2 separate regions of the Homo sapiens genome follow, and region 2 is linked to region 1. A link is a loop called in an ENCODE intact Hi-C map of the cell type or tissue named here. Cell type or tissue: heart left ventricle. All regions are shown on one strand. Each heading gives the region's core, and the rest is flanking DNA. Links, peaks and the distances in the headings are about the cores only.

Evidence for each region. Hi-C counts contacts between places; a loop is a spot of excess contacts. Peaks named below come from ENCODE experiments on the same cell type or tissue, not always from the same donor. Only the 100,000 strongest peaks of a DNase experiment are listed, where the experiment ranks them.
Region 2: it touches region 1 in a loop (3.0-fold over the local background); 6 of 110 quality-filtered maps call a loop at or near these places.

What each region holds. Positions count from the first base shown.
Region 1 is chr2:240,697,018-240,707,447 of GRCh38, forward strand. It overlaps AQP12A (aquaporin 12A), which reads left to right. Exons shown (of 4, transcript NM_198998.3): 4 at 1,140-1,466. The coding sequence ends at 1,339. Among named protein-coding and RNA genes, the nearest start is that of AQP12A, 10 kb to the left of the region's middle. RefSeq lists an enhancer at 1,434-2,217. In heart left ventricle, for the core only: no CTCF peak of the experiment used is centred there; DNase peaks (open chromatin) are centred at 4,774 and 6,604; H3K27me3 peaks cover 3,608 bases.
Region 2 is chr2:240,591,122-240,601,551 of GRCh38, forward strand. CAPN10 (calpain 10) reads left to right here. Exons shown (of 12, transcript NM_023083.4): 4 at 812-1,029; 5 at 2,785-2,926; 6 at 3,422-3,588; 7 at 3,903-4,183; 8 at 5,198-5,400; 9 at 5,560-5,821; 10 at 6,767-6,966; 11 at 7,231-7,276; 12 at 7,530-7,983. The coding sequence ends at 7,559. Among named protein-coding and RNA genes, the nearest start is that of CAPN10, 9.6 kb to the left of the region's middle. In heart left ventricle, for the core only: a CTCF peak has its summit at 4,742; DNase peaks (open chromatin) are centred at 2,970, 3,810, 5,120, 5,500 and 4 weaker places; H3K27ac peaks cover 2,172 bases.

The sequences.
Region 1 (10,430 bases), core at 805-8,804:
TTCCCAGCTTTCGTCCCTGCGGAGGGGCGATCCGGCCCCTCCATGTCAGCAGTGTTTGGTCGTCCACATGCTTGTCAGCCCCACGCTGTGCTCCTGCGTCTCTTCCCGTCTCATCCATCTGGATGCTTGACACCTCTGACAGCATCCCTTTCCTGTCATCTTAGGGCAGCTTCAGGAAACCGAAAAACAGGCTTGTGTCCTTCCATTAACCCCTTTATCCACAAGTTCAGTATCAGCATGAGCCCTGGGGAGCTCCAAGGCTGCAGCCAGGAGCCCCGTAGCCAGGTGTGGACATGGGGCTATCTCCCTGGGTGTGAGCGGCCACCGGCACCTGCTGGCAGCACCCCTGAGCAGGTCATCCCGCCTCCCTGGGCCTGCCCTCCTGGGAACAGAGCTAGGACCAGTGTGGGCCTGGAGGGCCGAGTGAGGGGCAACTGTAGGCAAGCTGTAGGCACAGGGGCCACTGTCAGGAGCCACAGCAGCTGCAGGTGGTGACAGGCAGGGCCCCCTCAGGCCAGCCCTAGTGGAGCTCACACACTGTGGGTTAAATCCTTAGAGGAGTGAGATCAAACTTGAAGAGGATCTACTCTCCCCTTCTGCCCGGAACACCTGCCCTTCCCAATGACCTGGAAGGCAGGCGGGGATTTAGGAGTCTCTGCTCCTGGAGTTCTGGGAGAACGTTCGCATGAGGATTTAGCCAGGCCCAGCCTCCCACCCAGGGGCATCCACATCTTTCTTGTCCACTCACATCCCCCACCTCTACGCCAGGCCACAGCCCTGCAAGCAGCCACCCTGGGACGCCACATCAGGTCCCGGAGGAAAATGGCCACAGAAGCTCTGGGAGTGGCTCAGGACAATGTGGGGGGAGGGGAATTCCAGTCACTCATCCCAGAGGGTGGTCCAGAAGTACAAGGAACCCCACCGGCTTGCCCCCGTCCCCATGGCTGGCATACCCAGAGAGAGGGGCATGACCAGGGCGGGAAGACCAGGACCAGGCAGGAGCTGGGCCTCAGGGTTCTTGGGGCTCCTGGCCAGGCTGCCTGGCTCGCCTGTCCTGGCACAGGCCTGGGAGTGGGTGTCCTGTCTGTGTTTGGGCCCAGGAGCCCCGCGGCCCACCTGGGACCTGCCTTCTCTTGCAGGGATGGTCCTGGCTGTGCTGCTGCACCAGGGCCGCCTTCCCCACCTTTTCCAGAGGAACCTGTTCTACGGCCAGAAGAACAAGTACCGAGCACCCCGAGGGAAGCCGGCCCCGGCCTCAGGGGACACCCAGACCCCTGCAAAGGGGTCCAGTGTCCGGGAGCCTGGGCGCAGTGGTGTTGAGGGGCCACATTCCAGCTGAGTGGCCTTGCTCTGTGTGAGCCCCGTGCGAGGGCCCTGCTTGTAGCTGGACCCTGGAACCTTCTGTAGCTAAGAGGGAATCCTGGCCCCCTCCCCAGAAGCCATTTGTCAATAAACCATTTCTAAGACCTGTGTGTCCCCCTGGGCCCGAGAGAGGCTTCTGGAGGGGCAGGCAAGGGTGTGCGGCAACACGGTGAGGCTGGTCCGAGTCTCCTCATCTCCCGCGGGCTCCTTCCTGCCTCTTGTTACAGAAGAAGCAGGAGAGGAAAGGGCAGGATGACAGGGAAGAGCCCAGGGAGTCCGCCAGGTCCCAAGTCTGCCAAGATGATGCTGCAGCCCTGGACATGCCCGGGAGGGAGCCCACAGCCACGGAGGCCTGAGACCCGATGGGATGCTGAGGATAGTGCTGGAGCCTGAGGCTGTAGGCTTGTGAACTAGGCACAGGGCACCCAGTCCCACGGGCCCTGAGTTCGCGACCGTCAGGACCATGGTCCGCTCGCCGCCCAAAGCCAGGTCAATCACTGAGACCTTGGTGGCAGAACTGGGACCTGGAGGCATGGCACCTCCAGCCATTTCCTTCCCAAAGAACAGAGCCGGTCTGGAAACTTCCACCCAAAGGAGATAAGGGCCCTCTGCTATGGGTCCTGCTGCCCCACCCAGAGGGAGGGAGTGAGGTGGCCGGTGCTCCTGCCACAGGCTGTACCCCGTCCTCTGGTGGGCAGCAGCCCTGGGCCCAGCCGCTCTGCTATGGGGGAAGGACGAGAGGAGAAAGCAGGGAGATGTCCTCGATGCGGGGGGCTACGGGACACCCCAACCCCAGTGAGACCTCCACCCCGGCCAGCGTCCAGGCTCTTGACACCATCGTGAGAAGGAATTCAGGGGCGAGTTGGCAAATAGTGAAAGACCAGAGATTTCCTGCGAAGCCCAAAGCTCCCACTGGAGAAAGGGAGTGTGGCGCCCTCTAGAGTCCCGTCCCGGGCAGGGGCGCTGGGGCTGGAGGAATCCACAGGATTCCTGGAAAACGTGGAGATGTCTCAGAGCTGCGGCGCCGCCCACTTCTTACACCAAATCTGGGTGTTCTGGAGCCATCACGCGCTGGTGGGGGTGTGACGAGTGTGCTAATGAGCGCACCGTGAGGTCGCGGGAGACACCGGGGCACAGCCAGAGCCCTGTGGGGTCCAGGCGGTCTCAGCCAGCACGGCCACACCCCGGTGTTTTGGGTCCTGTCAGCCACTCGCTGCTGCAGGGTTTCCTTTTGCTAGAGATGAGAAGGGGCTGCCTGGAACTTCCACTCCCCTCTGACCACCCTGTATGATTCCCGTCTCATGGTGCGTGGGCTTCTCCCTGGGGATGCCGGTGAGGCCACGTTTTCCTGGACGAGCGTTTGGTGGAGGGAGAGAAAGAAGAATCCTCTCCCCTCCCGGAGGTTGCCCCTTCACACACACACCCTCCTCCCCGAAGCTGCCCCTTCACACACACACCCTCCTCCCCGCCAGAAAGCCCCCTCCCACACAGGCAGAGAGCTGGCTCTTTCTGGAGCCCCAGGCTCCTCTTCCCTGCTGTGGACTGGAGACAGGAATCCCATGGGACAGGCCTGAGAGCCAGTCCTGTGTGGCATCCAGAGGCCCCGATGGGGCTGCCAGACCCTGCCAGGCAAAGGGCTGCTGAGCACACAGGGGAGCCGATGGGGTGGGGCCAACCAGCTCCCCTCACAGACGTTCTGCGTGGGGGCCTGGCCATGCCTGGGTGTCACATGGCAGCAGAAGCAGCAGCAGGGGTTGGAGCCCCAGGAAGGAGAGGGGATCCTCCTCCGGTGGCAGCACGAGGCCCCTGGGTGCCGGAGGTGTGTCTGTTTTGCCACCAGTGCCTGCAGCCTCTGCACAGATCCTTCCAGGAGTGGAGGTCCCGGTGCTCAGGCAGTAACTGTATCAGTAACTGAGCATGGGAGGAGCAGACACAGCCTTATCCCAGTAACATAACCAGGAAGCTGTTAGAATTACTCCAGCTTAGAATCTCTTTCTGACAATCTCGAAATTCTCAGCAAAATCCACAAACCCTGAAGCAAGGGCCACTGCATTGGACAGAAACAAGCACAATTTTCCTATAAGATGTTGGAGTATCCAGGTATTAATGCAGAAGTTTTGAAATTAATTTTTCTTACAGTTGAAGATACACTGATGGAATCCACAAACAGATGTTGTAAGTTGTGTGCAATCGTGAATTCACCTTCAGTCTCTCCTATGAGCTCCACAAGCACAGGAAACGTCCGAGGAAACATAATCACGATAGATTTGCATCTACAAGCACACTCAAACTTCTGCGAAAGTCATCTGTCTGAAGCGCGGACAGTTTTGGGACTAGCCGCTCATCTGCTCTCGATGTGCTGAAATCTGCGCCTCCGGTGGCTCCGCAGAGCAGCTTCCCAGGTCGCCACAGCCTATGAGACACTCCCAGCAGCTCCGCAACGTTCCCTCTGCAGAAAGAGCCTTCTCCACATTAAAAACTGCCAAAGTGACTTGGAATCGTGCATCTGCCTCGGGCAACCTACCTGCGTTTCAAGTAGATGAAAAGAAAAGCAAGTTGGTAAAATCAGGTTTCCCGTAACTACTGAAGGATGTGCAGAAAAGGGAGCCGGGACGGAGCAGTTTCGGCTGGGGCTCCTGGCCACCGTCGCCCGCCCTGTGGGGTCCCATGTAACAGGGGCTGAGGGCGCGCCCTTCTGCTCCAGGGCCCTACGGATCCCCGCCCGCCTCTGAACACGACCCACATTTTCCCTTGGGCCTGGGCCTGCCGCGCGAGGCCGCCTGGCCTGCAGCTCTGCTCCCCAAGGGCGTCCCGGATCCCACACCCGCTCCGGGAACTGGCGCAGGTACAGACGCCTGGCGAACTGCAGCTCTGGGGTGGCCAGGTCCTGGCAATGGCGGCGGGTGGCCTGGTCCGGGTCTGGCCGCAGCCGGTAGCCCAGGATGGGCGCCAGGCCGTGCTGCTGCGGCGCCAGCCGCGGGTCACGCTCCGCGCCCGGCCCTGAGGCCTCGCCATACAGGAGGCAGGTGCGCGCCTACCGGGCCCGCAGCGCCACCACCTCCGGCCGCAGCCCCCCTGGCACCCAGCCGCGCCCACAGCGTGAGGTTCAAGTGTGCACAGAGCGCCAAGTCCAGCGCGTTCTAGGCGCGCGCCCTGCGCTCCACGCGCTGCTCCAGCGGCTCCTGGGCGAAGGCCGCACGCCACTGGACGGGGAAGGTCACCAGGTCATCCAGGCCCCAGCACAGCGCGGCGCAGCAGCCCCAGGGACTCATCCAGGTGCTGGGCAATCAGCCCCAGATCGAAGCGCGTGGCCACCGCTTCCACCCTCGGGGCCAGGCGGCGGCGCACTGTGGTCGAAGCCCAGGTCGAAGGCCATGAAGTTGAGGCCCTAGTGGCTGTCTGGCCGTCGGGGTTCATAGAAGGTGCGGGTGTGGCCCTGGAAGTGGCGCAGGCTCCGGGCTTGGGCTCTCTGGCGAGGCCATCTTGTACCAGGAGAAGGTGGACTCCAGGACGCGGGCCGGGTCCCGCAGGGTGGTGAAGGCGGTGTCTCCGGGCAGGACCCGCCACACCTGTTGGGGAAGGGCCTGTGTGCCTAGGAGGGCTGCTGGCTCTGGGGACGCTCCAAGGGCTCCAAGGCAAGCAACTGGGAGTGAGTACCCTCCACCCAGCCCCCCAGCCCCCTCTGCAATGGGACGGGATCCACCGGGCTTTGCCTCGGAGGGACCTGAGTGGGCTGTGGAGGTCGCCTCCAGTGGCATCCTCGCAAAGGCGGTTAAATTATTGGAGAGGGCTGCAGGGTCCCAGGGTCTGGGGAATAGGGACCAAAGCTGGCCATGTCCAGGGTGTCAGCCATTCCCCTCTGTAGGCACCAGAGGCCGCTTCCTCTCCACAGTGGCCCTGGGTCAGGATCTGCCGCAATGGCCATGCCCTGCCTGGCCTCTTGCTCCCAGCCCCCTACCCTCTCGTAGAGCCTCCTCAGCTACTCAGGAGACCCTTCCTCTCCCTCCCTAGGACCTCCCTCCTCCCACCCCTCTGACCTCCACACAAAGTGTTCTCACCCAACCCCGTGGCACTCCTACCTGCCACCATGGTCACCACCTCACTGCTCTCCTGGTCACTGTGGTCACCTCCACACTGCACTCCCCCCATCTCCATGGTCACCTCCCCACTGCACTCTCCCGTCACCATCGTCACCGCCACAGTGCACTCCCCCCACCACCATGGTTACCTCCCCCGTCACCATCGTCACCACCCCAATACACTCCCCCCATCTCCATGGTCACCTCCCCACTGCCTCCTTGCCATGGCCGGGGGTGCCCTGCAGAAGCCGTGAACTCTGCAGCTCCCAACTGAACTCGGAGTCCCCATGTCCCCCACCCCAGTCACCACGAGACCAAGTCTGTCTTATGTCCTCAGGCTCAGGACTGCCACCCAGGCAGCCAGGCCAGACACGTGGGGGTCACACTCACCCCTGCCCTCCCCTGAAATCTCACCACCCCTAGGGTCCTCCCTGACCTTGTTCCCTCTGGCGGCCCAAGCCCAGGCCGCCCCCTGTCTCCCACGTTCCCGCATTCCCTCCTAATTGGTCACCCCTCCAGTCTTGCCCCTCTTGTCCAGCCCCATCTAAGTCACACTGAAATCTCACTGTGCCCGTTTTCCTCAAGACCCTCCTTGGCTCCCCGAAACCCAGGGGCTGAAGTCCAGGCTTTCAGACAGGGTCTGCAGGGTGACTGCCAGGGGACCTCAGTACATCTCTGAGTGTCCACTTCTCATGGCTGAAATGACCTGGGTTCCAGGGGATGTCATCAGTGAGCCCACTTAGCTGCTGCCTCAGCCGGGCAGGTTGCTGGGAAGTTGCCTCCTCAGAGGGGTTAGACCCAGCCTTGCTACCGAGCCTCATATCTGCCTCACCTGGGCAGACCGACCCTCTTATCAGGGCCCACACCTGCCCTGTGTTGGTGTCTTTAAGTGTAACCTTTACAGCTTTTGGAGACACTGTGATCTAGCTAAAGGAGTGACTCCCAAATGGTGGAACTGTGCATGAGGGAGAGAGGGATTTGGAGAGCAGTGCTTCCTAGGCAGGGGCTGGCCTCCAGGAGGGCTGAGTGCCCATGATTCATATGGAACACCCGCAGGCTCCTCCAGCTCGGGAGATCAGCAGCACAGACTTTGGGGTGGAAAAGCAGGCAGAGGGGTCAGGCGCATGCCTGCCTGGGCAAATATTGGCTTGTGGCCTTGCTTTCCTGGGCTGGGAGCCCATAAGGCACAGGTGGCCCTCAGAGAGGCCCTGGGGAAGGTCGTGCTTCTCCTGGGGGATCCCCACCAGGGTGGGCTGCAGGATGGGGACCCTGTTCGGCACCTGCTGGGGATGGATACACGGGGCATCCTGGTCTCCAGGCAACAGCTGAGGGAGGAGGGGAGCCTGCTTGGAGGAGGAGGCTGGCGATAACACTGACCTGGCCACCGCGCAAGAGGGGCAGGGCTCAGGGGCCAGGGATGGGGCCTACCCTCTGCTGAAGCCCCCAGATACAGCACCTCAGCTTTCTCTGCCCCACCCAACCCTCAGCTCCCTGGGATGGGTCTCACCTGACCATTGTGAGGCAGGAAGTGAGGCTCTGAGACACAGAGGGTTTTGCTCCGGGTCACTCAGCAGTGAAGTCGGCCGGTGCTGAGGGTTCTAGGAGGGGCTGTTTCCTCCCTGTCCTTGGCCCTCAGGACACCATCTTCCCCGTTCCTTCCATGCCTTGGCCCCAGACCTCCAGCAGTCTGTCCAGTGCAGCGGGTGGGGAGGAGGGGCTGGCCTGTGCTCATCGGGGTGCCCATGCTGCAGCTCCCTGGGTGTCTGAGGTTTGCTCAGTGACCACTGTGGCCACTCAGGTGGCTCCAGCAGGTCCTGTCCAGCCAGAGAGCAGAGTCGTCCCACCACGGGGGGTGTGGCTAGCGGGGGCCCTTCTGTGAGGTTCGGCCAGACCCCACTGCACCTCCCTCCACAAGCCCTTGACCATGCCTCTCTGACCCCCTCTCCCAACCCTCCCACCCTGACCCTTCACTTCTCCCCACTCCCTCCCACTGTGCCCCAACCCCAGCCCTCTAACTCACCCCTCTCTCCCTGACACCCTCCAGAACTCTCTGTGCATGAGGGAGTGCCCCCCAAACAAGCCCCTCCCCAGCCCAGCCCCCCTGATTCCTCCTCTTTAGATCCTCACCACCTACACCCTGTTTCTGGGGAGTTTTCCCATCAGCTGGGTCTGCCAAGGACTGTGACACTGGGGTCTGTGTGGGGCCGTGGCGACTTCTGTGAGAAACACCGAGCTGCCCCCAGGCGGCTCTGCCATGTGGCGCTCCCGCCGGACGCAGGCGCGGGGCTGCCGCTGCTCCCGGGCCTCCATGTCGTCAGTCAGGTGGGTGCCCCACATTCCCGTGGGTGTGCAGAGGCTTCTCACCGCGGCTTCAGTCCGCAGCTCCCTCACAACACGCGGTGCAGAGCATCTTTCCTGTGCTTTCTGCTCTCTGTGTGTTTTCTTTGATGAGGTTTGTTTGGATTTTTTACCTCCTTGCTCTCTGTGTGTTTTCTTTGATGAGGTTTGTTTGGATTTTTTACCTCCTTTTTAATTGAGCTCTTTGTTTTCTTGTTGCTGAATTTTAAGCATTCTTCCTATATTTGGATGCCAGTCCTTTGTCCGGTGTGTATTTTGCAAAGATTTTCCTCCACGTCTGTGGCTTTCCTTACATTCCCTTTGCAGAGCAAACCATTTTAAATTTTATACAGTCCATCTTACTGATTTTCTCTTTTATGGATCATGCTTTTGGTGTTTTATCTAAATAATTCAGAGCCTAACCGAAGATCACCCAGATTTTTTCCAATGTTTTCTTCTAACGGTTTTGTAGTTTTGCGTTTTACGTTTAGGTCTGGGATTCCTTTTGGCTGAACCTCTGTAGAAGGTGGGAGGTCTGTGACCACATCCTTCTGGTGCTTTGTGTGTGCCTCCTTCTGCATGTGGGCATCCGTTTGTCGGAGCACCTTCTGCTGGAAAGACTCCCCGTCTCCACTCACTTGCCTTTGCTCCTTTGGACCAGTTGGCGCCATTGGTGTGGGTCTCCTCTGGGCTCCCTATTACTCTGTTTGGTGCACCGATAGGACCAGTCTTGTGAATCCTGCATGATCCTGACTATGTAAGCCTTACAGTAAGTCAGGAAGTCAGGTCATGTGAGTCCTCCAACTTTGTTCCTCAGTATTGTGTGCCAGCTGACGGATCACAGGCTTCTTGATTTTGAGAGGAGAGCTTCATTTCTTACGAAGGGTTGCAGCCTGCAGCCTGGCCATCGCAGGCTGGGAAGCATAGCCTCTGGCAGAAACTGGAAAAAGGCACTTTAACAGTGGGAAGTGGGAGAGGAATCTATGCTGAACAGGTTGTCTACATACACATATTGAACAGAATTTAGGAGGAGCTATGAATATTCATGAAGCGGGAAGCACACGCACACATAGTAAGCACACATGCCTGCTACATGCATGTTCCCTTTGGGGCAGAGACTTTCATTTCAGTGCATTAATAGTAGGCCCCAGCCAGGAGCAGTGGCTCGCGCCTGTAATCCCAGCACTTTGGGAGGCTGAGGCGGGTGGATCACCTGAGGTCAGGAGTTCGAGACCAGCATGGCCAACATGATGAAACCCCATCTCTACTAAAAATACAAAAATTAGCCGAGTGTGGTGGCACATGCCTGTAATCCCAGCTACTTGGGAGGCTGAGGCAGGAGAATCACTTGAACCCAGGAGGCGGAGGTTGCAGTGAGCCGAGATCACACCGTTGCACTCCAGCCTAGGCAATAAGAGCGAAACTCTGTCTCAAAAAAAAAAAAAAAAGAAAAAGAAAATGTAGGCCCCTGTATGTCAAGAGGTGACACAGAGGACACACGGCCAGACCAGTCCATGGTCCGTGGTCTCTTACTGGGAAGAGATGCTAGTTGGTTGTTGTATTGAAACCAGAAAAAGGGATCAGGGGTCTGGCAAGTCTTTCAAAAGGGCTGGTTTCTGTTCCCCAATTAGGAAAGAACGTCCAGTGGCAGTTGGTGAGGAAGAGGGTATAACAAGGTGTGTCTGGCCTCCTGTCCCATCGTGGCCGGGAACTCAGCTTTCAAGGTTTCTCTTGGGTCCCCTTGGCCAAGAAGGGATCTGTTCAGTCAGTTGGAGGCCTTACAACATGATTTTTGTTTCTCATGTGTTGGCTATTCTATGTCTTTCCCCTCTGCGTATAAACTTCAGAATCAGTGTGTCAGTATCTGATTAGCTTGCTGGGATTTTGACTGGGAATGCATTGAATCTATAGCACCAACTAGGAAAAACTGACATCTTAACAACACTGAATCTTCCAATCCGTAAGCACAGAATGTCTCTCCATTCCTTTAGATGTTCTTCGATTCTTTTCAGAAATGTTGTAGTTTTCTACATACAGATCCTCTACATATTTTATTTGATTTATACTTACTTATTTCTGTTTCTTTTTTAATGCTATTATAAAAGGCATTTTTATTTAAAATTTCAATGATTTATTGCTGGTTTATAGGAAAGCAATACACAATAGTTATAAATTATTTAACTTTTGTGTATTAATTTGTATCTTGTGGCCTTGCTGTACTCACTTCCTAGTTCCAGGAGTTTTTTTTCTTTTTTTGTCAATTCTTTGGCATTTTTTACACAGAAAACTCTATCGTCTGCAAAGAAAGATACTTCCATTTCTTCCTTCCCAGCCTGTATACCTCTTATTCCCTTTCCTTGTCTGGTTGCACTTAGAATTTCCAGTAGGATGCGGAAAGGAGTGCTGAAAGGGAACACCATCACCCTCCCTCAGTCTAAGCGGGGGAGCTGCCAGTTTCGGGCGTTAAGTGTGATGCCAGCTGCGGGATTTTGTATATGTTCTTCACCAAGCTGGGGAAATTCCCATCTCTTTCTCGTTTTTCCTTCTCACCTCCACCCCAGAGTCCTTTGCTGTGGAGGAAGTTCTCGGCATGTTTTGAGATGATTACTCTGCCCCTCCCCCTGATGGGAACATGAGGGGATTTTTCTTTGC
Region 2 (10,430 bases), core at 1,304-9,303, 110 kb before region 1:
GTTCTGAGGGTCTGGCAGCTCATTCTGTGAGTCAGGCTGACAGGCCAGGTGCAGAGATTCTTCTTTTGGGCCTGTGGATTGCCCACTCCCTGCTTTCCCTTCCCTTGTTCCAAAGCCCAGCGTGGAGTCGTTCTCCACAGAGAACATGTGTGCCGTCCTCCTTATTTTATCGGCCCCAGCAAGAAAGATGCTTCTTTATATTTGTTGTGGAGTGGTTGGGACAGGCAGACTCATTGTGTAGTCGTTGGGGAGGAATGAGGCTACCCCAGCATACCAACACTTGTGTATCACGGTGCTTGCTGGCTCAGGGGACCAGGACCCTCACCATGAGTCATAATTGAATAGCCTTCCCTCTTAGAATGCATTTGTCTTCTTGCCAAAGGCAACTGGACTGACAGGCAGGCAGGGAAGCTGGTGAACATGGGAAGGCTGGCTGGTGACATCAGTGCCCAGTGAGCCCTTCCATCCCAAGGGCTGTTTTAGGAAAAGCAGGGTTGGAGCTTGAGAGCCAAGGGATGTGGGCATCCATAGCTTCCACGCCTCCTGCCCTGCTCCTGTGCCCACACCGGATGCCAGAGAGTTTCTGTGTGTGGGCAGAGGACTGCAGGGCGCTCACGCTTGCTGTGAAGTAAGGCGTTTGAAGGTGAGGCTAAGCCTTGACTTGGTGAGGATGAGGAAGAAGGCAGAGGGGAGTAAAGAGGTGGGATTGAGGCAGCGGTTGGACGATTTGGGGTGCTACAGACCATGGGAATCAGAGAGGGGGCCATGCTCAATGCCAGAGGCTCACTCCCATGGTGATTGTGTCCCCTAGGGTCCATGGGTCCTACGAGCACCTGTGGGCCGGGCAGGTGGCGGATGCCCTGGTGGACCTGACCGGCGGCCTGGCAGAAAGATGGAACCTGAAGGGCGTAGCAGGAAGCGGAGGCCAGCAGGACAGGCCAGGCCGCTGGGAGCACAGGACTTGTCGGCAGCTGCTCCACCTGAAGGACCAGTGTCTGATCAGCTGCTGCGTGCTCAGCCCCAGAGCAGGTGAGGCACGTGGCCAGCATGGGAGGGCTGCAGCCAGCGTGCCCCCCACTGCCAGGCCTCAGGCACACTGTAGCTTTTTATGTGACTGGCTACACAGCCCTGTCAGGACTAAGTGGGAAGAAGTAAGCTTGTTCTCAAGGGTGGTGTCCTCAGTTTGTGACCTTCCCCTACTGTCCTCTTCCAGAGGGACGTGGCCCTTCTCTCCCCTGACCAGTCCTTTCCACTAGTGCGAGGCAGGAAGAGGTGGCACCGAGTCAAAGCCCACTGTCTGTGCCATCCCTGGCCCAGCTGGCAACCTGGCAAAATCAAAACCTGTTTTTTATTTTAGTGATAGATAACATTCGTTAAAAACAGTTTGTCTCCAAAAAATGAAAGGGGCCAGGTGTGGTGGCTCACACCTGTAATCCCAGAACTTTGGGAGGCTGAGGTGGGAGTATCGCTGGAGCCCAGGAGTTCAAGAGACCCGCCTGGGCAACATGGCAAGATCTCATCTCTACAAAAAATGAAGGAAAAAAATCACTTAGATGGAACCACATGTGACTTTTGAGTGCGCTCTCAGTTTTCCATGAGCACGCACGGTTTACGTGTTCCCTTCCGCACCGCTTCTCACACTGCCACACACGCGCTGTCAAATGTTCGCCCCATGAGCGGGTTTGCCACAGTCTCTTAATCATTCCCCTGATGTTGGATATTAAGATCTCTCTGGTTTTATATAATTATAAGCAGTATCAATGAACATCTTTATCATTTTTTTCATACTTAGGATTATTTTAAAAATATGGGTTAAAGAATATGAATATCACAGTAAACTGAAACAAGTTGTCATAGGCCTTGGTCTGGGTCCCCCATAAGCAGACCCTGAGATGAGGTTCAGGAGCACGTTGAGAGGTTCAGAGAGCCTGGAGGGCGTGTACTCCCCGCCAGCCCCGCTGGGGTGCCAGGAAGGACGCTGGCCTCAGAGCCTCCCACCTGGGAGTGAGGGCGCTGGTCTGGTGGGCATTAGCTCGGGGAGCTGTTGGTTTTGGGTGCTCCAGGGTGGGGTAGCGCTAAGTCCTAGCACTTCAGGCTTTAGAGGAAGCCCCCAGGCAGAGAGAGATGGCAGCTGGCACTGACTGGAGGTGCATTGGAGCCTGCTGAGGTGGCAAGGGGCCGCGGCGTGGGCGAGACTGAAGTCCTTCCAGGAGACCCTCCTCTCTAGACCGTTGCCCCGCCACAGATGTGGCCTTCCTCTCTGTTTGGCTCTTTCTTTTCTATGCCCATCTGTCTCAAGGTCTCTGGCCAGGTGGAGCTGTTGCCCCCCTGGGCCTCCATGCCTCCAGTGGGCTTCTAGCCAGGGCACTATCTGAATGTCCTACCTCTAGCAGGCTTTGCCAAGAGAAACACTCTCTAGATTTCTGGCAGTTGCAGATGCATCTGTGCAGCATGTTTGAGAACTGGTGCTGTGCCAGGCATCGTGCACAGATGGGTACGGACGATGACTGAGGCCTAGAGAAGGGGATGACTTACCCAGCACCAGACCCGGATGGCAGCCGAGTCAGGCCCCGTGTGCTTGCTCCTGGAGATGCTCCTGAGCTGATGGGTCACAGCTGCTAAGAAAGGAGCTCTCGTGGTCCATGGGGATCTGGGGTCTCCCGTGTAGCCATAGTGGGGTGGGCTGGAGCATCTCCAGAGGAGGAGGCAGAGGCCTGTGTGTCCTTGTCAGTTTGGGACTCCATGGTGCCCTTCCTGCCTGTGCCTGCGCCATTCCTCATGCAGGTGCCCGGGAGCTGGGGGAGTTCCATGCCTTCATTGTCTCGGACCTGCGGGAGCTCCAGGGTCAGGCGGGCCAGTGCATCCTGCTGCTGCGGATCCAGAACCCCTGGGGCCGGCGGTGCTGGCAGGGGCTCTGGAGAGAGGGGTGAGTGCTGGGGCCTGGACCATGCTGCTGTCGGGAGGGGGGCCCAGTGCCAGTCTGGCCTGTGTCCTGGTCACCTTCAGCTGTCAGGACTGTACTTGGCTGTCTCCAGCAAGGCCCCTGAGTCCCTGCTCTCGTGACACCATGCTTGTCTTGGCTCCAGGCAATCCTTGTGAGGCCTGGGACCAAGGTGGCCATTGGGCCTGGGGTTTCAATAGGGCAGACATCATCACGGGCTCGGGCAGCAGTCCTGGGAAGACGCATCCAGAGGCGTGAAGTTCCTCTGGGAAAAGAGAGGGCTCCAGGGTGGCCGCTGCCCAGAAGGCCCTGTGCTGCAGAGCTGCTTCGGGTGTGGGAGGGGCTGCAGAGCTGGGGCACGGGGTTGCTGGCAGGAACTCAGGGCTCTCTGGGTCCCCTCCAGGCTTCCCCCCAGCCTGCCGGCAAGTTGACACTACCAGTTCTCGGGAGGGGCTTCTGCTGAGATGAGGTTTCTTCCAGGGGTGAAGGGTGGAGCCAGGTAGATGCAGCGGTAGCATCTGAGCTCCTGTCCCAGCTCCAGGAAGGGGAGTTCTGGGTGGAGGAGGAGGAGTTCCTCAGGGAGTTTGACGAGCTCACCGTTGGCTACCCGGTCACGGAGGCCGGCCACCTGCAGAGCCTCTACACAGGTAGTGCCCCGAGGGGCTGTGCTGGGCACGTGCTCTGCCTGCCGAAGTGAGGAGGCTGGGCAGGTGCCTGGGTTCCCCCTGCCCAGGCCCAGTTTGGTTCTCTTCAGCGTGGAGAGATGATTCTGTCCCAGGAGCCGGGAGGAGGGTGATGATTCTGTCCCAGGAGCTGGGAGGAGGGTGGGCTTGTGGGAGGGGCTGGCTCTGTCTGTGGCCGTAGCTGCTGCTTAGACCCTGCCAGGGTTCATGAGGCCACCATGGCGGGAGGCCAGCGAGGAGCCGTGTCCCACAGCTGATGCCTGGTGTTTTCTCACTAGAGAGGCTGCTCTGCCATACGCGGGCGCTGCCTGGGGCCTGGGTCAAGGGCCAGTCAGCAGGAGGCTGCCGGAACAACAGCGGCTTTCCCAGCAACCCCAAATTCTGGCTGCGGGTCTCAGAACCGAGTGAGGTGTACATTGCCGTCCTGCAGAGATCCAGGCTGCACGCGGCGGACTGGGCAGGCCGGGCCCGGGCACTGGTGGGTGACAGTCATACTTCGTGGAGCCCAGCGAGCATCCCGGGCAAGCACTACCAGGCTGTGGGTCTGCACCTCTGGAAGGTAACTCAGCCCCGTCTGGCTCACGCTCGGTTCAGCAGGTGGTGTGGAGGCCCATGGAGGTCTGGGTTCTAGGACTGGCTCTGCCGGGACACATGTGACTCTGCCACGGGCCCCACCAGTCTCCCCCCTCCTTGGGCTGTTGCACGGGGTTGACGTCTGCTGGTGCTCCCAGACCCGGCTCTGACCTGAGACTGCAGGTCTTTCTGCCTTGCCGTGTGCCTCATTGGCCAAAGGAAAGCAACAGAGTCTGCAGCCAGGGCAGGACCCGCAGGAGGGGCCTGGACCCGGGGGGCTCCTGGCAGCGCCGTGCCTTTCTGAGGCAAGGAGGTAGAGCCAGCGGCTGAGGACCTGTCAGGGCCAGTCCCAGCTCTGCAGCTTGCTGTGTGACCTGGCACACATCCTCTCCCTGCCTCCCTCAGTCTCTTCCCCTGCAAGACGGGGTCCTGACACGGATCTCATGGGATTGCTCTGAGGCCCAGGCAGTCCCAGGCTCAACCACTGGTTCACAAAGTGTGTTGTTTCCAGGAAGAACAGATGGGGGCGCCTGAGGGCAAAGGGCCTGAGTGTGGGTCGAGGATATGCCGGCTGCTCGCTCAGGGGCTGGGTTTTCATCTTGTGTGTCTTGACAGGGTGTGACACTTGGCACCACACTGTTCCCTGTCCCTTCATGGATGTGGCCCACATGATGTTCCTTTCCTCTTGCAAAAGAAGTTGCTGGAAGGCCCACTGTCCAGCAGCCCCCAGGTTGCCTGGGCCACGGTGCCTTTGTGGGCCCAGCTACAAGGAGGACTTGCAGGCTCGTGTCTGGGACAGATACTGGCGCCAGGGCCAAGTGAAGCCCGGGATTGGTGGGCATCTCTAGCTGGTCCCTGAGAGAGGGTGGAGGGTGCTGACAGGCCTTGGCGCTTTCATCTGTCAACTCCAGAGGCCCTTGTGCTTGCAGCAGGGAGGTCAAGGCCAGGGCGTCTGACCCCGGCCGCTCCTCCACACTGAGCCTCCTGCACGTGCTCACAGGTAGAGAAGCGGCGGGTCAATCTGCCTAGGGTCCTGTCCATGCCCCCCGTGGCTGGCACCGCGTGCCATGCATACGACCGGGAGGTCCACCTGCGTTGTGAGCTCTCACCGGGCTACTACCTGGCTGTCCCCAGCACCTTCCTGAAGGACGCGCCAGGGGAGTTCCTGCTCCGAGTCTTCTCTACCGGGCGAGTCTCCCTTAGGTGAGAGGAACCGCGCAGTGCTGCTGGCTCTCCGAGGCCACAGGCCCTTCCAAGGCAGGATTTGGGCACTTTCCCTCTGTGGTTGGCAGGTGTCCATGTGGGAACTGAGGCCACCGGGAACCTGCTGCCAGCGCCCTCCCATGTTTGTCTTCTTGGCAGCGCCATCAGGGCAGTGGCCAAGAACACCACCCCCGGGGCAGCCCTGCCTGCGGGGGAGTGGGGGACCGTGCAGCTACGGGGTTCTTGGAGAGTCGGCCAGACGGCGGGGGGCAGCAGGAACTTTGCCTCATACCCCACCAACCCCTGCTTCCCCTTCTCGGTCCCCGAGGGCCCTGGCCCCCGCTGCGTCCGCATCACTCTGCATCAGCACTGCCGGCCCAGTGACACCGAGTTCCACCCCATCGGCTTCCATATCTTCCAGGCAAGCTCCTTGCCCCAGGGAGGGAGGGGGAGCAGAAGGGGCCCTCAGAGAATTTGCATCTTGGCCTCCATTGTCCCAACAGAGGGCTCTGGGCTCAGTCACTTGGGCTCCCCCTGCCCTTCGAGGCGCTGCCTAGAACCCGCACAGGGCCCTCTCCCATCTCCAACCTCTCAGAGGCAAGGCCGAAGATGGCCTCTGGAAGGGCCGGGGGCCTGGGAGGTGGGCAGGGCTGATCCAGGCAGGGCAGGTTTCCAGAGGAGGTGGTGAGTGGGGAGGAAGGGAGAAGTTTGGAGAGGACAGGAGGCCGAGGTTGAGACCAGCGGGGGTGGGTCGAGCCCTGGCTTGGGAACGCAGGGGGCTGATGGACTCAGGAGTGAGAGGAGGGGAGGCCCAGGCTGGCTGGCCACAGCAGCCCCTCGGGTGTGAGGAAGTCCACAGTCACTGAGCTCAGCCAGCAGCCCCTTGTCCACTTACCCTGACTCAGAATGACTGTGTCCCAAGGTTCATTCTCTGCAGACATGTGTCCCCTGGAATGCAGGGGCCCTGACGAGGAAGGCACTGCAACCCTCGGTTCACAGTGGGCTGCCTGGGGACCCTTGGACCCTCGCTGTTTGCCCTGGGCCACCGGCTCAGGTCCCCTAGAGCTCTGAGGAAAACACATGCCAGGGCCAGTGGGAGCCCTTGGGGCGGGCTGGGCAGTCACAGGTGTTAAAGCCCCTGATGATGTGACAGGCCTCCAGGCGGGGGCCCCACTGCCGGCACCTTCTGGCAAGGGTGGCCAGGCCTTGGTGAGGAGGCGAGTCCAGTGTCCAGGCCTGGCAGCCCCTCCTCAGAGAAGGGGCTGTATGTGACTCAAGAGGGCCAAGGGCATCCGAGCAGATGGCCCTGGGCTGGGCTCCCTACCCCAAGGCTGGCCCCCTCAGTCTGAGCCTGCGCTTTCCTCAGGTCCCAGAGGGTGGAAGGAGCCAGGACGCACCCCCACTGCTGCTGCAGGAGCCGCTGCTGAGCTGCGTGCCACATCGCTACGCCCAGGAGGTGAGCCGGCTCTGCCTCCTGCCTGCGGGCACCTACAAGGTTGTGCCCTCCACCTACCTGCCGGACACAGAGGGGGCCTTCACAGTGACCATCGCAACCAGGATTGACAGGTGGGGCTCTGGGACTTGGGGGCGGCCAGCTGGAGGCTGGGGTGCTGGAGTCTTAGTGCTCGCCTGTCCCCCCACGTCTCCTGCCTGCCCCTCACCCTCAAGCCCCTATCTGTCCTGGCAGACCAGGGCTGTCCTGCCTACCTGGGGACCCTTCCTTGCTGGTCTGAGCCTGGAAGGAGAGTCTAGTGGGAGGTGGGCCAGGAGCACACAGCCACTTGTGTGACAAGTGCAGTCTGGGAGCGCTGATCTGGTGTCTCTCCACAGGCCATCCATTCACAGCCAGGAGATGCTGGGCCAGTTCCTCCAAGAGGTGTGTATGCAGCCCCGCCAGCCCGGCTCACCTGCCTGGGGCTGCCTGGTGGCCTAGGGTCTACCTGCAACCTCAGGCAGGTGGTTTCTGCCTGGGACGTGAGGTGCCCTTGACTCTTCCTGTGAGAGCCCCGGGCGGTGCCTTGAAGGGCAGGGGGAGCTGAGGCTGCGTCCCATTCCCTGGCTGCACTCGGGGTGGGGTGTGAGAAGGGGCGAGTGCCACCGCTGCCCGGGCCCCCCATCTGTCTTTGCAGGTCTCCATCATGGCAGTGATGAAAACCTAACAGGGTGGCCCCCTGTGCCAGCTCAGGTGACTGGAGCCCGAGGGCCTGACAGGTTCCCAGCAGCTGGGCCGGCCAGCCTTGCACTGTGGGGGCTGGTCCTGAGTCTTGGCCTGCCTCCCAGCCCTGCCAGGAGGCTGCGGCCTAGGGGTCCACGGGAAGCCTCCGTCAGGAGAGACGCAGCCCTGGGGGCCAGCTGGTGCTGCAAGGAAGGGTGGGAAGCTTGCTGGCTTCTGTTGCGCCACTGAGACGGCAGAGACCCCAGGATCCCAGAGCTTCCCAGGATCCCTCCCAGATCCTCTGCTGACTCCATATGGAGGCCTCACACCCAGAGGGTAGGGCAGCAGATCTTCTTTATAACTATTTATTGTTCGAATCACTTTTAGGATGTAACTTTATAAATAAACATGAGCGCTGATGATTTGCAGATCAGTCTTGCTCCAGGTAGTTCCAGGCTGTGCCTGCTCTTGCCAAGCAGGCTGTGGGGAGGGCTGGGTGCCTGCCGAGATGGTGAGGATGAGGATGGCCTCTGGAGGGGCTGGGGGCCTGGGAGGTGGGCAGAGCCAACCCAGGCAGGGCAGGTTTCAGGGGGAGATGGTGAGTGGGGAGGAGGGGAGAAGTTTGGAGGGGCGGGCCCAGGGCATGCCCCAGGCCAGGGGGCTGAGGTTGAGGCTGGCCGGGGCAGGTCAAGCCCTGGTCTTGGGGGACACAGACTGATAGACTGGGGAGTGAGGGGTGGGGAGAGCCAGCGAAGGCACTGCCAAGGCTGTGGCGAAGAAGGACATCTCGGAAACGGGTGTTAGAACCGGAGTTGCGCAGAGGGAGGAACCCCAGGTTCACATGGACTGGGAGCCTTGGATCTGGACGGCTCCTCTGCCTCCAGCCAGGGTTCACCTGCGCAGTGTCCTAGGATTGTTTATTTCCCCAGGCCTCTCTCCCTCGTCCCTCACACCAAATGCTGTGATGAGAGCTGTAGTGTCACTGAACGGTGCAGAAGACAGTTCCAGACATGGGTGGGGAGGGCTGTCACTAAGCCCTTTTGTTTTAGAGACAGGGTCTTGCTCTGTTGCTCAGGCTGGAGTGCAGTGGCATGATCATAGCTCACTGCAGCCTCGACCTTCTGGGCTCAGGTGATCCTCCCTCTTCAGCCTCCCAGGTGGGTAGGAAAACAGGCGCACACTCCATGCCTGGTTAGTTTTTTCAAGTTTTGAATGCTTAGGGGTCTTAGTATGTGGTTGCCTAGGCTGGCCTCAGTGATCCTCCTGCCTTGGTCTCCCAAAGCACTAAGATTGCAGGCATGACCGCCAACCCCAGCTCTAATCCCTTTTAAATTCCATTCGCTTCCTGAGTCCCTTTGTGCCTGGGGAGACCCCGTGTATTGGTCCTTTTTCACATTGCTGTAAACAACTCTGAGACTGGTAATTTATAAAGAAAAGAGGTTTGATTGCCTCAGTTCCGAAGACTGTACAGGAAGCATGGCTGGGGAGGCCTCAGGAAACTTAGAATCATGGCGGAGGGAAAGCAGGCAGTCTGCAGGTGTCTGGAGAAGGAGGAAGAGAGCGAAGGGGAGGTGCTGTGCACTTTTAAATGACCAGATCTTAGGAGAACTCACTATCACCAAAACAGCAAGGGGGATATCCGCTCCCATGATCCAATCATCTCCCACCAGGCTCCTCCAACACTGGGGATTATAATTCGACATGAGATTTGGGCAGGAACACAAATTCAAACCATAGCACCCAGTGAGCCTGATTTGGGCCTTGCTGCCGGATCACGACCATCTCTGGAGTCCTGGTGTCTGTTCCCACTGGGACCTGTGCCGCTGTCCCCCTCTCCACGCCCTGGCCACGCCAAGCCACCCTCCTGACTCACCCACAGGAAGCTGCCCTGGCCCTGGAGCCTGCCCCGTGAGCCCCTCTGCTTGCTGGTTCAATGGCCCTCCAGCAGCAGTGGCTGTGGCAGCTGGGTTCTCGGCATCTTCAGACACGGATTCTTGAGCAGCAGGATGGGGCTCCATCTCCCTGCGTGCAGAGCCTGCCACAGATCTCCCTCATCCACTGGCTTCTGTGCTGACTTCGGATGAAGCCAGTGGTGCCGCCTATTGGGGTACAGCAACTCAGGGCGAACAGTGAGGGGCGGCTCACCAAAGAAATACCCCGCAGGGCAGTGCCCAAGCCAGAGGCTTGAGCTGGGTCGGAGCTGCCCTAGATCCCTGGGTTTGTGGGCGGACAGGTCCTGTGCAGGGCGCCTGATGGTGCAGGTTGAGGTGGGACAGTTGGGGTCAAGGTATTTCTCAGGCACAGTGCCTATGAAGGGAAGACAGTTGCAGGGACTGTGTCCATGTCAGGATAGACTGGTGGGGACCCCGTGAAGAGTTCTGGAGCAAACCCTGCCTGCAGGGCCCCACCTGGGCTGGCCAGGCCCTTATGTTGAGCATCCCTTCCCCCAGGCCCTCAGGAGCCACTGTCCCCGAGGCAGGCCCTGAAGGTGGCGGCCACACCCTCCTGCTGGGCAGCTCTGCCCAAAGGCCACAGCCAGGACCTGCTTCCCGCGTCCCAGGCTACTGCCTGAGAGGAGGCCTCGAAAGCGCAGGGTTCCGTGACTTTAGAGGCCATGGTTGGCACCCATCATCGCCCCAGTGTAGATTGGCTCCACTCGACCTGGCTGCTTTGGCCATTTGGTCTACCAGCTGGAACCATGTTCCTGGGTGTGGAAAACGCTCCCTCCGAAGCCTGCGGAGAGCCCTGAGGCCTTGTGCTTCCTTCTGATGGGAGGTTCCAGATGCAGTTGGAGGGGATGTCTGGCAGGGCTCTAACCCCCAGCCAACCTAAACATTTCTGGTGCAGAAGGCCCCGGCCTGGTGTTGTTTGTCCC